Regions from separate parts of the Homo sapiens genome. Here all the other regions are linked to region 2. Evidence: chromatin contacts called from ENCODE Hi-C or POLR2A ChIA-PET data. All regions are on one chromosome and are shown on one strand. Each heading gives the region's core, a stretch centred on a gene start or an enhancer-like site at or near the end of the contact. The rest is flanking DNA. Distances are from core to core; before and after follow the strand shown.

Region 1 (3,227 bases), core at 166-2,665, 330 kb before region 2:
GAGATAGGGAGAGTCAGAGACAGAGAGAAAGAAACACACAGACTGACACAGATAAAAGAGCCAGAGACAGGGAGAGGCAGAGACAAAGAGAGATACAGAGACAGAGATAACAGAGCCAGAGACAGAGAGACAGAGACAGAGATAACAGAGCCAGAGACAGGGAGAGAGTGTCAGAGACAGAGACAGACACAGAGATAACAGAGCCAGAGATAGGGAGAGTCAGAGACAGAGAGAAAGAGACACAAGACAGACATAGATAAAAGAGCCAGAGACAGGGAGAGGCAGAGACAAAGAGAGATACAGAGACAGAGATAGCAGAGCCAGAGACAGGGAGAGAGTGTCAGAGACAGAGAGACAGACACAGAGATAACAGAGCCAGAGATAGGGAGAGTCAGAGACAGAGAGAAAGAGACAGACAGACATAGATAAAAGAGCCAGAGACAGGGAGAGAGACACAGAGACAGAGACATAGAGACAGAGATAACAGAGCCAGAGACAGAGTCAGAGACAGAGACAGAGAGAGCCAGACACAGAGACAGAGAGAGAGAGTCACAGCCAGAGACAGCGACAGAGATAACAGAAGCAGAGAGAGGGAGAAAGATAACAGAGCCAGAGACAGTCAGAGACAGAGATAGAGAGACAGAGATAACAGAGCCAGAGACAGATACAGAGACAGAGATAACGGAGCCAGAGATAGGGAGAGAGAGTCAGAGACAGAGAGAGATATATAGACAGAGATAACAGAGCCAGACATGGGGAGAGAGAGTCAGAGGCAGAGAGAGAGAAGACAGATAGAGAGACAGAGCCAGTGATAACAGAGCCAGAGACAGGGAGAGAGAGTCAGAGAGAGATACAATGAGAGACAGAGATAACAGCCAGAGACAGAGTTAGACAGAGAGATACAGAGACAGAGATAACAGAGCCAGAGACAGGGAGAGAGAATTAGAGACAGAGATAGAGAGAGACAGAGACAGAGATAATACAGGCACAGAGGCACGCATAGACATAAATTGGCAGAGAGAGAGAAAGATCTCTTTCCACCCACTGCAGAGGCAATCAACAGAGACAGAGAAAGACGTTAACGGGGAGACACAGAGAGCAAAGGAGACTGAGTCAGCAAGAGACCCACAGAGATACCGGGAAAGAGCGGCAGAGAGGGAGAACCAGGGCGATGGAGAGACAGCAGGGAGAAAGGAACCTGGAGCCGAGCTTGGAAGGCCGGAAACGGAAAGGAGAGCGAAAAGCGGAGAGAGATCCGAGTGGAGAAAATTCCGCAGAGTCACGGGGACGAGGGGAAAGGCTCTGGGCTGGGAAGGGGCGTGGCCGCGGGCGGAGGGGCGTGGCCGCGGGCGGAGGGGCGTGGCCTCCTTTTGTAGCCAAGCAGCTATAAAAAGCGGCGCGCTGTGTCTTCCCGCAGTCTCTCGTCATGGAATACGCCTCTGACGCTTCACTGGACCCCGAAGCCCCGTGGCCTCCCGCGCCCCGCGCTCGCGCCTGCCGCGTACTGCCTTGGGCCCTGGTCGCGGGGCTGCTGCTGCTGCTGCTGCTCGCTGCCGCCTGCGCCGTCTTCCTCGCCTGCCCCTGGGCCGTGTCCGGGGCTCGCGCCTCGCCCGGCTCCGCGGCCAGCCCGAGACTCCGCGAGGGTCCCGAGCTTTCGCCCGACGATCCCGCCGGCCTCTTGGACCTGCGGCAGGTGAGACGTGCCCCGACCCTCGGTAGCTGGTCTCGCGGGAGACCCCTACCGCCCCTCTGGGACTCCCTTCTCCCTCCCGCACCCCCAGGGACACCTGTTCTACACTCCCGGCCGGGGAGAGGAGACCCACCGGGGCTCCCATTCTCCATCTAGCACCGAGGCCGGGGGGGCACACCTTTCATCCCGCACCCCTACGACACCTCATCTGTACCCCAGGCCGGGGGCGGGGAGGAGACCGCCCAACAGTTCTTTTTGGACCCCCCAAGGGTCTCCTTCTTCTAGTCCGGGGGGCACCCCTTTCATCCTGCGCCCGCTACGAGACCCTATCTGTATCCCGGGAGGGGGAGAGGAGACCCCCACAAGTTCTTTTTGGACCTCCAAGGGCTCTCCTTCTCCGTCTTGCACGGGAGGGCACCCCTTTCATTCCGCATCCCGAGACCCCATCAGCACCCCAGGCCAGGAGGAGGAGACCCCCACAGTCCTCAACCCCTCAGGGATACGTCTTCTGCACCCCGGGTCGGAGAAAGGCTGGCTTCCCTCCATGTGGCAGTGGGTGGGGGCACCCCTCTTCATTCCGCATTCCCAAGGCACCCCATCTGCACCCTGGACGGGGGACCCTCCGCGGTTCTCCAACCCTCGACGGCTTCCTTTCTCTATGTAGGACTTAGGACATTGAGGGCACCTCTTTTTACCCCGCACCCCCACAAGCTCTGCATCTCTGGGGGGAACCTTTTTTCCATCCCCGATCCGAGGGGGGCACTTCCTCTTTATCTGGGACCGCCAAGGAGACCCCCAGTTCCTTTGCTAACTCCCAAAGAGCCTTATCCCCAACATCTGAGGTACCCCTCTCCCTTTCAAGACCCCCAGGGGAATACCCCCAAGGGGGCTGGAAAGAAGAGGGATCGCTTTTCCCTCCTGAATTCTTGGAGATCTGTCCTTGGGGCAGGTTGAGCCACCAGCTTCGTGTGTGTGTGTGTGTGTGTGTGTGTGTGTGTTCGTGTTTGTGTGGGTGTTTGTGTTCGTGTGTGTGTGTTCGTGTGGGGGTGCGTATGTGTGTGTGTTCGTGGGTGTGTTTGTGTTCGTGTGGGTGTGTGTTCGTGTGGGTGTTTGTGTTTGTTCGTTCGTGTGGGTGTTTGTGTTCATGTGGGTGTGTTTGGATATTTGTGTTCGTGTGTGTCTGTGTGTGTTCGTGTGGGTGTTTGTGTGTGTTTGTGTTTGCGTTCGTGTGTGTGTTCGTGTTTGTTCGTGTGTCTGTGTGTTAATGTGGGTGTTCGTGTGTGTGTTCGTTTGTGTTTGTGTTCGTGTGTTTGTGTGTTTGTGTGTGTGTGTGTGCGGTCTCTGTTCTTTAGTTGGGAGGGAAGGGAAGCGTAGGCTTCAGGTCGGCACAGACTCTGGGGACCCTGACAGCTGAAGTGAGTGGGGACAGAACCTCCATTTTCTAGGGGAACCCCCATCCACTTTCCTCCTTTCTACTTTTAACAGGGCATGTTTGCGCAGCTGGTGGCCCAAAATGGTAAGTATCCTCCGCCACTTC
Region 2 (2,993 bases), core at 174-2,673:
AGGCAGAGAGTCGGTATGCACCTAAGCACAGAACCACGCTCTTAACCGTCACTCTAGTGCCGGGTGGGGATCTTGGTATATCCTAGCTCTCTCTGCAACCCCAGGTAAGCCAACGCCTAGATGGTACCTGCACACACCTGGCCAGGTGCAGGATATAGCCTCTGAAGCCTGGAGTGAAGTGTTTTTCATGTTTGAGGAACCATGAATCTAGAAATGGGTGTTGGAGGAAGCAATGCAGTCACAAGGGATCAGGAACTAGGACGGGGGGTTTCTGCCCCTCCCGTGACTCCCCCAGAGTCACACCATGAACCTACCTATGGCCTAAGGTGGCTACCTGGGCTGTCTAGTTCAGGGTGTTGGTGAGGTTGAGGTCATGGACTTGTTCTTGGAGTTCCTGGGTGGCCCTCACCTTCAGCCCCAGGCTGTGTGAATGACTCAGGCGCAGACCTGCCTGAAAAGCACGTATAATCCAGTAGGGGACTTAACAATCAACCAGGCAATTATAACACAGAGTTGATGAATTTCATAAGGAACACAGGTGGCTGTGGGAGCAAATACAGATCTAACCCAGGCTTGAGTAGGGGAGGATGGTCAGGGAGGGCTTCCTGGAGGAGGAAACATCTAAGGTGGCAACTGTATAATCAGCTGGATGGAGTCACCTAGAAAATAAATGAGGGGACAGCCTAGCACGGTGGTCCATGTCTGTAATCCCGGCACTTGGGGAGGCCGAGGCGGCGGATCACTTGAGGTCAGGAGTTCGAGACCAGACTGGGCAACATGGTGAAACCCCCATCTCTACTAAAAATACAAAAATTAGCCGGTGTGGTGGCAGGTGCCTGTAATCCCAGCTACTCGGGAGGCTGAGGTAGGAGAATCACTTGAACCTGGGAGGCAGAGATTGCAGTGAGCTGAGATTGCACCACTGCACCCCAGCCTGGACGACAGAGTGAGACTCAATAATAATAATAATAAATAATGAAGGGAAAGTTTTTTAGGGAGAGGGGCAAATGATAGTGATCCTGGTAGGTTCTGGAAACTTCAAGGGGCTCATTTTGCTTGGAGAGGGAGGAAAGTGGGGGTGGGGTGGGTGAAAAGTTGTTGGGAGACCGGGCGTGGTGGCTCATGCCTATAATCCTAGCACTTTGGGAGGCCGAGGCAGGTGGATCACTTGAGCTCAGGAGTTCGAAACCAGCCTGGCCAACATGGTGAATGTACAACGGACAGCCCCCAATACAGACAGACAGACACACACACACACACACACACACACTCACTCACTCCTACCCCCAGCCCTAAGAATTTACAAACACTGATAAAGACAAATGAAATCAGCGGATATAGACTTCAAACGCCGTCAGACAGACACCCACTAGATCAAACAGGGACATTCCTAAACATCACACAGACACATCGCCAGGCAGTCCCACCGCAGACAGCCACAAATTAAAGCCGCGCTTGCCCCCTGATGGACAGCAGCAGTAGTGCGCCACCTCGATAGCGCAATCTCCCAGAGCGCTGGCATTGCAGGCGTGAGCCAACGTCCGCAGCCAAACACGTTCATATTGTTGAGAAGGCAGAGAAATACAAAGTAGGTGGAAGGGTCTCCACCTACAGCTGTTTTCTGTGGTCTGAGGATTCTTCCCACGTCTTTAATTTCTAGTGCTTTCTAGGGGTCTCAACTTGAACTATTTAATATTTTCTGGAAGAGAAACATTTTTTGTGGGGGGGGCGGGTGGGGGTGGGACCGAGTCTCGCTCTTGTCTCCCAGGCTGGAGCACAGTGGCGCGATCTTGGCTCACTGCAACCTCCGCCTCCCAGGTTCAAGCGATTTTCCTGCCTCAGCCTCCCGAGTAGCTGAGATTACAGCGCCCAGCTAATTTTTGTATTTTTAGTAGAGATGGGGTTTCACCATGTTGGCCAGGCTGGTCTCGAACTCCTAACCTCAGGTGATTCGCCCGCGTCGGCTTCCCAAAGTGCTGGGATTACAGGCGTGAGCCACCGCGCCCGGCCCAGAGGAACTTTTTTTTTTTTTTTCCAGAGGAACATTTTTTATCCAAAGGAATGACTCCCTAATGGTGGAATTCCAGGCAATGAAGTGAGGCGCGAGGCAGATTGTCACATAGGGAGCTGTCATATTTCATGGGTACCATTCACGCAAGGCGGGACTTGTTCTTAGGCAGCCAACACTTCCGCATTGTCCTGGCATTTGAGCCGCGGAACCAAGTTCCGCGTATCTTGCCCATTGTAACCCCACAGCACCAATTTGAAGCTATGTAGTGCCCTCTGGTGGCCTTCGGTGATTTGGCTTCAGTGTCTCAAACTCTCTGATTAGACTGTTTCCAAAGAGAAGGCTGTTAGGGGGCCTCAGAAGTCAGGTTTGGATGTTTGAGCTCTAAGCTGCAGGATTTGGGGAGCCGTGGTGTGGGGGTGATTTATTTATTTATTTTTGAGAAAGAGTCTCACTCTGTCGCCCAGGCTGGAGGGCAATGGTGTGATCTTGGCTCACTGCAACCTCCACCTCCCAGGTTCAAGTGATTCTCCTCCCTCAGCCTCCCGAGTAGCTGGGACTACAAGAGCCCGACACCACGCCCAGCTAATTTTTGTATTTTCTTTTGAGTAGAGACGGGGTTTCACCATGTTGGCCAGGCTGGTCTCGAACTCCTGACCTCAGGTTATCCACCTGCCTTGGCTTTCCAAAGTGCTGGGATTACAGGTGTGAACCATGCCTGGCCGGAGTGGGGATGATTCAAACAGTGGATATTCGCATAGAATGTGCCCATTCCTATGGTGTAAATAGTCCCACCGCATCTGATTTCTTTTTTCTTCTTTTTTTTTTGTTTTTTGTTTTTTTGTTTTTGAGATAGAGTCTTGCTCTGTTGCCCAGGCTGGAATGCAGTGGCACAATCTCAGCTCACTGCAACCTCCACCTCCTGGGTTCCAAGCAGTTCTCCCTGCCTCCGCTGCCTGAGTAGCTCGATTACAAGTGCCCACCA
Region 3 (3,151 bases), core at 546-3,045, 440 kb before region 2:
ATGCCTGTAATCCCAGCATTTTGGGAGGCCGAGGCGGGCAGATCACTTGAACTCAGGAGTTCGAGACAGACTGGCTGACATGGTCAAACTCCATCTCTACTAAAAATACAAAAATTAGCTGGGTGTGGTGGTGCACACTTATAATCCCAGCTACTCGGGAGGCTGAGGCAGGAGGAGCACTTCAACTGGAGAGGTGGAGGCTGTGGTGTGCTGAGATCGTGCCACTGCACCCCTGCCTGGGTGATATTGAGACTGTTTCCAAAAAACAAACAAACAAACAAAAAACCAAGACTCTATGGGACACAAGTTACATCTCAGACACGTGAAGAGCAACTTTAAAGAAACCTCAACCCAGCAAACTTAGGATCAGAGTCTGGGGTTTAGAAACCCAAACCATGTTAAGAATCTCCCTTTCCACCAGTCTCCATTTTTCTACGCTGCCCTAGAGCCAAAACTCATGGGATGCCCACAGGGGGCCTGTCCCCACCAACTGACAGCACCAGCTTCCTCCCTTCAAGCTGTCCCAGAATCAGACGGTTCCATGGGCAATAAGACCAAATGCACGCTAGAACCCACCCAACTCCAAGGGTGAGAGAGACGACAGAGGGCCAGAACACAGGCGTTCACTTAACGGGACCTCCCACCTTGGGAGGAGCCAGTCTCTAGCCCCGGAGGCATTGGGACAGCCCAGGAGCCGGTCGGCGGCAAAGTCCTCCCATTCTACCGACCCCCACCCCTCCAGGCCATGGGGAGGCTGCAAATGGAGCTGGAGAGGTCAGTCCTAGCAGCATGTGACACTTCCTTGTCATTACGCCTCAATACACGGGGGTGGGAGACCCTCCCTTCTTTCCCCCAAAGAGACAGACCACGCTTTCAAGCCACCAAAGCATCCAAGAGCCAGTCCCCATGCTCGTCTTCCCCATTTCGCCCAAGTGCTCAGCCCTAGACAGGTCCCCATCCACTTTCCCGACTGAAGAGGAAGGACTGTCCCTCCCACCCCCACAATGTCCCTTTCTCCTAGAGAGGGGACAGAAATGGGACTGGGTTGGGGGCAAACACTGCCCTTTGCCCTGATATGGAGGGGAGAGTAAAGGCCCTCCGCCCGGGAAGGTGGACCCCTGCCTCCAGGCATGTCCTAAGGCCGGGGGGCTAAGGGGGGGGTCCCAAAAGTGCGTCTCCGAGCTCCGGGGCGCCTGCACACCCAGGCGCCGCTCCTGGTGACCCCCAGTGCGCCCCTACTCCCTGCAGGGGGGTCACCCGTTGGGATCCCACTCGAGGCGCAGCGGGAGGGCCAGGCCCCCGCCTACCGCCCACGTGACCCCGCGACGGCCCCGGCCCCCCTCCGCGACCCTGCGCGCGCGCGCGCACGTGACCCCCGCCCCCTCCCCCGCCTGCGCGCGCGCGCGAGCGCGCCCCTCAGGCCCTCGGCCTCCTCACCTGGCGGGCCCGCTGCACGGCGTCGGCGAAAGCGTCCTTGCGGATTCCCGGGCCGCCTCCGCCGGGTGGCTGAGAGGGGCCCCCGGCCGACCCCCCGCCCGGGCCGCCGCCGCCGGGACCGCCGCCGCCCCGGTCCCCCGCGCCTGGCGGGCCCGGCGGAGGGCCTCCCCCGGCGCCTCCGGCTCCCCCGCCCCCGCCGGCGGGCGGCGGCGGCCCGGGCGGGGGTCCTCCCGTGCTGTAGTCCGACATGGCGCGGCGGGGCCGGGCCTGGCGCGGAGGCTGAAGCTGAGGAGGCGGCGGCGGCGGCGGCGGCTCAACGCGGGAACAAGGCCTCGCTCCACACGGCCGCGGAGCACTCTGGGAACCCAGCCGCTGGGAGGACGACGAGGGGGGAGAGAGTCGCCCCTCCCGCCGCCGACGTGACGGACGACTCCGGCGGGCCAATGGGAGGCAGCCGCCGCACCCCGGACACCAATCGCGAGCTCTGTAGGAGGTGGCCAATCGGAGTGCAATGAGGGGCAGTGGGCGGGAGGCTCAGAGTGACTGACAGCTCTCAGAGGCAATAGCTGCGAGCTGCCCGTGCTGGGCGGGCAAATGAAGGAGATCTGAGAAGGCAGGAGGCCCAATGAAACGCGAGTGCCAGATTCGCGGGGCGGCTTCAGAATTAGATTGACGGTTCTGAAGAGTCACGTGGACTGTAAGGCCGGGCCTAGTGGAAGACTCCTATGGACCGGCTGGGTGGGCGTTAGGTTTGATAGTCGTGGACACAAGCCAATGAATGCACGTGAGAGGTGGTGCTTGTAAAGATGGGCAGCCAATTAATCCAATTCCTGACGAGTTCTGGGTGATGAGGTTGGCTTTGGACTTTAATTGCTTCCCTTGTTAACCAGAATCCTTTTCTATCCCTGACTTCTAAGCCAATGGCTGAGCGACATGGGTGGGTGTTCGGTGACTGACACTGGTCTGGACAAATGGGAATGAAGGAAATCAAAGCGCCCACTTTTGGTGGGAGCCAGTGGAAGCGCCGCTGCATTGGGGCGGAGTCGGCCACCAGACAGCGAGGGGATTAGCGGGAACTGTAGTGAATGGCAGCCGACGTGGGCGGTGGCAATCGGCTGCCCGAACTCAGGCCTGATGTCTGGGTTAGCTCACCGGCAGCCTGGTTGGGTAGGCCCGGCACGTGGCCCGCTTGAAGCCTTAGAGATCGAGCGCTTCCGGAGGTGGGGAGGCCGGAAAGCAGGAAACTCGGGATCCCCCGGGCCTTCTTCTCTCTCGACCCCCCATCTAGAGCGTCCAGTTCTCTTGCAGGACTCAAGGAACCAGCCCCACTCACGAGTCCAGAACCGTTCCAACAACCGGGATCGAGGGATCACAGCCTCGATCACACCCCTCACTTCACACCCCTCACTCCCTTCGCCTAAGGCCCTGGGATCCAAGCCTCAAGCTCCTATCCTAGGTCCTCACTTCCTCTCCTGGACACAAATTCCCATTCAGGACCCAGAGGCCCAAGGTCCCCAGCTCCCCTACTGGGTCCAGGGATCTCATGCACCCAGTTCCACTCCTAGGCCCAAGTATCCAGACACGTTCAGCAAAAACCATCTCTTTATTCCTTGTTGTGTGACATGTTCACCATTTCGCCCTGGAGCCAGGACGACCCACAAGGGGCCAGACTGGAGTCCACGTTTCTTGTCTCAGGCTGCACCCTGGGGAGGGA
Region 4 (3,060 bases), core at 561-3,060, 320 kb after region 2:
TTCATCACAAATATCTGGTCCTTCTCATCTCAGGAAGCAGCACTGTGCTATTACATCCCAGCAGGTACTTTGGAACGACAGTAGATGGTGAGACCTTTTTTTTTTTTTTTTTGGAGATGCAGTTTCACTCTTGTCACACTTGCCTGGGGGCTAACGTGCAATGGCGTGATCTCAGCTCACTGCAACCTCTGCCTCCTGGGTTCAAGCAATTCTCATGCCTCAGCCTCCCGAGTAGCTGGGATAACAGGTATGCATCACCATGCCCAGCTAATTTTTTTTTTGTTTTTGTATTTTTAGTAAAGACGGGGTTTCACCGTGGTGGCCAGGCTGACCTTGAACTCCTGCCCTCAGATGATCCGTCCACTTCGGCCTCCCAAAGTGCTGGGATTACAGGCATAAGCCACTGTGCCTGGCCAAGGCCTTTTAACATGGGTTCCCAGAACTCTGCTCTGAAAACATCAAGAACTCCTTCCCAGATAAGCCACCAGAATGGAAGAAAACATCTGGCCCTATTTGATATCAAACCACATTAGAAAATGCCACAGTACGATTAAGTCTTTCATAAGATAAAAAGAAAAGCTTCAGGCCAGGTGCGGTGGCTCATGCCTGTAATCCCAGCACTTTGGGAGGCCGAGGTGGGTGGATCACTTGAGGTCAGGAGTTCAAGACCAGCCTGGCCAACATGATGAAACCCGGTCTCTACTAAAAATACAAGAAAAATTTAGCTGGGTATGGTGACAGATGTCTGTAATCCCAGCTACTTAGAGGCTAAGGCAGGAGAATCACTTGAACCCGGGAGGCTGAGTTGCAGTGAGCCAAGATCGCACCATTGCACTTCAGTCTGGGCAACAAGAATGAAACTCCATCTCAAAAAAACAAAAGCACAAACAAAAAAAAATTGGCCAGGCTTGCTGCCTCACACCTGTAATCCCAGCTACTTGGGAGGCTGAGGCAGGAGAATGGCTTGAACCTGGAAGGCAGAGGTTGCAGTGAGCTGAGATCATGCCACTGCACTCCAGCCTGGGTGACAGAGTGAGGCTCTGTCTCAAAATAAATAAATTAATTAATTAAAAGCTTCAGAAATAAAAATATTAATTTTTTTAAACCTACGCAATAAAATACGGTGACAATGCACCCCCCTCTCCTTTGTTTTCTTCCGTTCAGGAAAGGTCCCAGATACCAAGGATGTGCGGTCAATTTCTCAGGGTTTCTGTTTTAGCATCTCCCGCATCATCAGTGAGAAAATCAAAGGAGGTTGCTATATTTCTCAGGCCATTGTTAAGGTGAGGGAAAAATGCCTTTTATTTAAGGCCAATGTCTTTTAAACAAACATCTTGCCAGAAGATATTAACCCATTTTTTTTATTTCAATTGTGATTTTAAAAAGAAAGAAATGAATCAAAAGGAATATGGTCATTTCCTCAATCTTGGGAATACACTGGCCAAAAAAAAAAAAAAAAACCTAAAACAAAAGTCTGTCTGGTATGAAAAGGTGATTTATAGACCCTTTTGGTCAATAAAGCCAAAAGGTTTTTTTGGTAGGTTTTTATCAACAACGAGCAAAACAAAACATATTGTACTTGCAGGTTTCACAAACACTCAAAGAAAGAGTCATAAGAACTGAAATTACAGCTTGTTTTCCTTCCCGCCCTCTCCACCCAGGGAAATACAATTTCCCACCCCAACACTCTCGCTTGGCTAATTCTCAAGTCTGAAGAGGAAGATACTTTACGTAAGCAGGTCAGCTCAAGGCCTCTTGATGTGTGTCTGTTTCTGATTTGTTTTTGTGTTGTTTTGTGGTGTGTGTGTGTGTGTGTGTGTGTGTGTGTGTGTGTTTTAAAACAAAACATAAAACCTCAATACAAAAACCAGGAAACAGATTTTTGCAACTCAGTTACGGCCCCAAAATAGCTCATGGAAGAAGCTCACAGTACGAACAGAAAGTCTGCGATGTGCGTAGGAAATCTGACTCTGTCGAAGAGAGAAAACCCTGCTATTTCTCACCCAAACGGCAGGAAATGGTTTGATTATACTGTCCTTCAGAGAACAGCAAAGCCCTGAGAATAATGCAGAAGCGAGTCTCTTCCTCCTGGAGACAGTATGTTCTGGGCTAATCTTGGCACACCACCAGGCTACAGGTCAGGGAAGACACGAAAGACCTTGGTATATCCTTTATGTGACAATGATGAAGCTACATCAGTGAGGACAGGCCACGTGGAGGATTTTAGGGAAAACCAAGGACTCTGTCCTTATTATATTTTCTTGTTCTGAAGCCAACCACAGAAAGCTTAGAACTGAGGTCCACAATGCCAGACTGGGTGCGGTGGCTCACACCTGCAATCACAGCACTTTGAGAGGCCAAGGCAGGTGGACCACCTGAGGTTGGGAGTTCGAGACCAGCCTGACCAACATGGCGAAACCCTGTCTCTATTAAAAATACAAAAATTAGCCGGGCATGGTGGCAGGCACCTGCAGTCCCAGCTGCTTGGGAGGCTGAGGCAGGAAAATCGCTTGAACCCAGGAGGCAGAGGTTGCAGTGAGCCAGGTTCGTGCCACTGCACTCCAGCTTGGGAGTCTTGCGGCAAGACTCCATCTCAAAAAAAAAAAAAAAGAATGGTGGGCACAATGCCAGAAGTATATACTATCTGGTCCTTTAGAGAAAAAGGTAGTCAACTCCCACTCCCAAGCCCAGGACCAAAACAGGGTGCAAAAGTAGCATCTGAGAGCAGAGACCTCACTCATAGCCAATTAACCCTGGGTTTGCACACAGTTTTAACAAGCGGCATCGTCACAACCAACCCCACGTTCCTTCTCCTCTCGGCTGCCCCCCAGACCCACATCCAGAACTCACTTGCTGGAATTCATCGTGTACCCGGAGGGACACTCAGGGATGCACTTGTTGTTGTGAATGACGTACTGGTGGCAGCCCTGCCTCCGCGAGTTCTTGCATTTGTGGTGCAGGTCCTGGCAGAAGCTGAAGTTCACACAGCGCCAGTCCTGGAAGTGGTAGTACGGGGGCGGGCAGGTCTCCACACACCTGCCGTCCAGGTAGAAGTTGCGG
Region 5 (2,837 bases), core at 292-2,791, 270 kb before region 2:
CAAACTCCTGGGCTCAAGTGATCCACCCGCCGCGCCCTCCGAAAGCGCTGGGATTACAGGCTCCAGCAACCACGCCAGGTCGCCTCTCTCGTTTTTATTCTCTCTTCCTCTATCTGTCTTTTTTCTCTTTCTCCGTCTCTCTCCCTCTCTCTCGTTCTGTCTCCCCCGCCTGTCTCCCTCCCTCCCTCTTCCACTCTCCCTGCGTCTCTCCCTGTTTCTTTCTTTCCCCTTCTTCTCCTGTCCCGTCTGTCCCCTCTGTCCCTCTCTCTGTTCTTTTTTCTGTCTCTCCCTCCCTTTCTCTGGGCCTCTCCCTCCCTCTCTGTCTTCTCTCTGTCTCCCCCTCTCCGTTTCCCTCCCTATCTCTCCCTCCCTCTCTCCCTCCGTCTCTGTCTGTGTCTCTTTCTCTCTGTCTCTCCCCACTTGTCTTTCTACCTCTCCTTCCTTCTCTCTCTGTGCCTCTTCTTCTCCCCGTCCCTCCACGTCCCCCGTGTTACCTGTGTGATTCAGCTGCAGCTCAGCTACGTCCCACTGGAAGAAAAGACCAGAAAACAGGGCACGGACGTAAGCAGAGAGGTTCTATGTGTCCCCTGTGCCAGGAGCTCTCTTTTCTCTGTCCATCCTCCTTTCCACCTCTCATCCCACGGCGCGCACTGGTGATTTTATTTCATTTTATTTTTTTTTACTCTTAAGACTTCTTAAAGAGGAAGCAGGTCTGAACCAGCGGGGAACGTGAAGTCGAGACCTTCAAAAGAACTTCTTCGTTTCCCGAATCGTTTTCCTGGATGTCACTGGGCGCGAGAGCACCGCGCGCAGCGGACTCTCTACGCTGCAAAGGCGCCCGGCGCGGTCCCCAAAGGGACCCCTCCCCCACCCGGAGCGAGTGGCTGGGGCCATCCCGTCCTAGGAGGCCCCAGGAAGCCCCCACGCCCAGCCTTGTGAAGCCCCCAGCAGCCTCTGAGTCAGCCTGCCGGGGGAACACCAGAGCCGAGTCATCTTCCATTTCCATGTGTGCCTACCTTTCCCATCCCGGGATCTCCCTGTACCTCCTGGCAGGGCTGCCTGTCTCGTAGCCCCTACACCGGGCAGCCTGGTCCCCGCCTCGCCTCCCTGTTCTGGTCTCTGTCTCTGCCCTACCAGATCTTCCTCTCTGGCCTCTTTGTACCCATCTCATTCTGTCTTTTCGGTCACGCGCCTCTCTATGTTTTCTTCCCAACTTTTCCATCTCAACTCACCCCAAGTGACTCGAGCGGCAGCTGCTGCTGAGCCTGTGCGAAGCGCTGGATGCACACCACGAGGCAGATCACCAAGCCCGCGACCAATGGGACCAAAGCAGCCCGCAGGACGCACCCATAGGGCCTGCGCCGCACCGAGCAGCCCGAACCCTCCTCCGGCATCGCCGCGGCGATCACCTCCGCTAGCGCAGGAGGGGCGATGGGGGCGCGGAGCGCTGCCGAGAAGGAAGGAAGGAAACTGCAGCCCCCTCCCGGGGCTCCTGGGCGTCTACTTGCTTCAACCTGTCAGGGGACCAGCCTGCCCCTCTCTGGGGATGTCCGGCCGGTCGAGGGGAGGGACTTGAGCAATTGGCGAGGGGAAATTCCCTCCAACCGCTGCCAGTCTGAAGATCCTAAAGTGGGTGGAGGCAGTTGCCAGGATGCAGGCAGTGGCCCCGGGTGAGCCTCAGAGTTGCCTGCCCCCAACCCCTCCCCGCCCGACCTTCAGGCAGGAGACATTCAATCTTCCTATTCCCCTCTCCACCTCATTCTTCTGGGGCCCATTCATTTATTCAACAAACCTCCACTGCACATTTATTAGGGATTAGATTGTGCTGTGCACTGGGGATACAGCAGACATCCAAGAATTGGGGGTGCTCCCCAAATATTCGTGTACCCCTCTCCTGCATTTTTTTGATTTGTTTTGTTTTTGAGACGGAGGTCTCCCTCTGTCACCCAGGCTGGAGTGCAGTGGCGCCATCTCAGCTCGCCGCAACCTCGATCTCCTGGGTTCAAGCGATTCTCCTGTCTGAGCCTCGCGAGTAGCTGGGAGTAACATGCGCGCGCCACCATGCCTGGCTAATTTTTTGTATTTTTAGTAGAGATGGGGTTTCACCATGTTGGCCAGGCTGGACTTGAACTCCTGACCTTGGGTGATCCACCCGCCTTGGCCTTCCAAAGTGCTGGGATTAAAGGCATGAGACACTGCACCCGGTCAGTTATCTCCTGCATTCTTGGAGACCACCTGCTTTTTTGTTTAAAGTTAAATTAAGTTAATATTTTTATTTTTTATTTTTATTTTATTTTATTATTTATTTTTTTTTTTTTTGAGACAGAGTCTCGCTCTGTCGCCCAGGCTGGAGTGCAGTGGCGCCATCTCGGCTCACTGCAAGCTCCGCCTCCCGGGTTCACGCCATTCTCCTGCCTCAGCCTCTCAAGTAGCTGGGACTACAGGCGCCCGCCACCACGCCCGGCTAACTTTTTGTATTTTTAGTAGAGATGGGTTTTCACCATGTTAGCGAGGATGGTCTCCATCTCCTGACCTCGTGATCTGCCCGCCTTGGCCTCCCAAAGTGCTGGGATTACAGGCGTGAGCCGCCGCGCCCGGCCTAAATTAATATTTTTAGAGACAGAGTGTTGCTCTGTTGCCCAGGCTGGATGCAGTGGCGCCACACAGCTCACAGCAGCCTCAAACTCCTGGGCTTCAGTGACCCTCCCATCTCAGCCTTTTGCATAGTTGGGTCTACCAGCACACGCTACCATGCCCGGCTAATTTTTTTTTTGGGGGGGGTAGAGGATAGGGTGTTACTATGTTACCAGGCTGGTCTCAAACATCTGGGCTCAAGC

The links. Hi-C counts contacts between places; a loop is a spot of excess contacts on that map. ChIA-PET counts read pairs that join two places held with the same protein, here RNA polymerase II (POLR2A). Pooled maps may share reads with other maps.
Region 1: a loop to region 2 is called in a map of mammary epithelial cell, with 4 times the contacts of the local background. The contact joins the promoter of TNFSF9 here to the enhancer-like site in region 2. A Hi-C loop is called at or near these places in 10 of 168 maps with a recorded cell type or tissue (CD4-positive, alpha-beta memory T cell, Jurkat, K562 and 7 more), 4 of 37 single-sample maps with no recorded cell type and 13 of 50 pooled maps. POLR2A ChIA-PET finds 5 or more read pairs at or near these places in 12 of 52 experiments (AG04450, GM10248, GM12878 and 9 more).
Region 3: a map of naive thymus-derived CD4-positive, alpha-beta T cell shows a loop between it and region 2 (15-fold over the local background). The contact joins the promoter of KHSRP here to the enhancer-like site in region 2. A Hi-C loop is called at or near these places in 1 of 168 maps with a recorded cell type or tissue (naive thymus-derived CD4-positive, alpha-beta T cell), 11 of 37 single-sample maps with no recorded cell type and 16 of 50 pooled maps. POLR2A ChIA-PET finds 5 or more read pairs at or near these places in 3 of 52 experiments (CD4-positive, alpha-beta memory T cell, CD8-positive, alpha-beta T cell and activated T-cell).
Region 4: a pooled map shows a loop between it and region 2 (4-fold over the local background). The contact joins two enhancer-like sites. A Hi-C loop is called at or near these places in 3 of 50 pooled maps. POLR2A ChIA-PET finds 5 or more read pairs at or near these places in 2 of 52 experiments (CD4-positive, alpha-beta T cell and activated T-cell).
Region 5: a map of GM12878 shows a loop between it and region 2 (6-fold over the local background). The contact joins the promoter of CD70 here to the enhancer-like site in region 2. A Hi-C loop is called at or near these places in 1 of 168 maps with a recorded cell type or tissue (GM12878), 21 of 37 single-sample maps with no recorded cell type and 8 of 50 pooled maps. POLR2A ChIA-PET finds 5 or more read pairs at or near these places in 6 of 52 experiments (GM12878, H1, activated B cell and 3 more).

What each region holds. Positions count from the first base shown.
Region 1 is chr19:6,529,611-6,532,837 of GRCh38, forward strand. It overlaps TNFSF9 (TNF superfamily member 9), which reads left to right and starts at 1,416. Exons shown (of 3, transcript NM_003811.4): 1 at 1,416-1,693; 2 at 3,176-3,206. The coding sequence starts at 1,427. RefSeq lists silencers at 1,244-1,473, 1,614-1,683 and enhancers at 2,094-2,193, 2,795-3,227.
Region 2 is chr19:6,861,473-6,864,465 of GRCh38, forward strand. No RefSeq gene overlaps it. Among named protein-coding and RNA genes, the nearest start is that of ADGRE1, 25 kb to the right of the region's middle. RefSeq lists an enhancer at 1,532-1,671. Within about 2 kb of position 1,424, at least 14 of the 41 ENCODE cell types and tissues checked have a DNase peak (open chromatin) inside an H3K27ac peak, as active enhancers do; they include CD8-positive, alpha-beta T cell, GM12878, PC-9 and 1 more, where a contact is called at or near this core.
Region 3 is chr19:6,423,016-6,426,166 of GRCh38, forward strand. It overlaps KHSRP (KH-type splicing regulatory protein), which reads right to left and starts at 1,796. Exons shown (of 19, transcript NM_001366299.1): 1 at 1,438-1,796. The coding sequence starts at 1,686. It overlaps SLC25A41 (solute carrier family 25 member 41), which reads right to left. Exons shown (of 7, transcript NM_173637.4): 7 at 3,022-3,151. RefSeq lists an enhancer at 2,104-2,223.
Region 4 is chr19:7,181,466-7,184,525 of GRCh38, forward strand. INSR (insulin receptor) reads right to left here. Exons shown (of 22, transcript NM_000208.4): 3 at 2,851-3,060. Among named protein-coding and RNA genes, the nearest start is that of INSR, 110 kb to the right of the region's middle. Within about 2 kb of position 1,811, at least 26 of the 41 ENCODE cell types and tissues checked have a DNase peak (open chromatin) inside an H3K27ac peak, as active enhancers do.
Region 5 is chr19:6,589,609-6,592,445 of GRCh38, forward strand. CD70 (CD70 molecule) reads right to left here and starts at 1,542. Exons shown (of 3, transcript NM_001252.5): 1 at 1,233-1,542; 2 at 495-528. The coding sequence starts at 1,394. RefSeq lists enhancers at 442-811, 1,312-1,711, 2,782-2,837.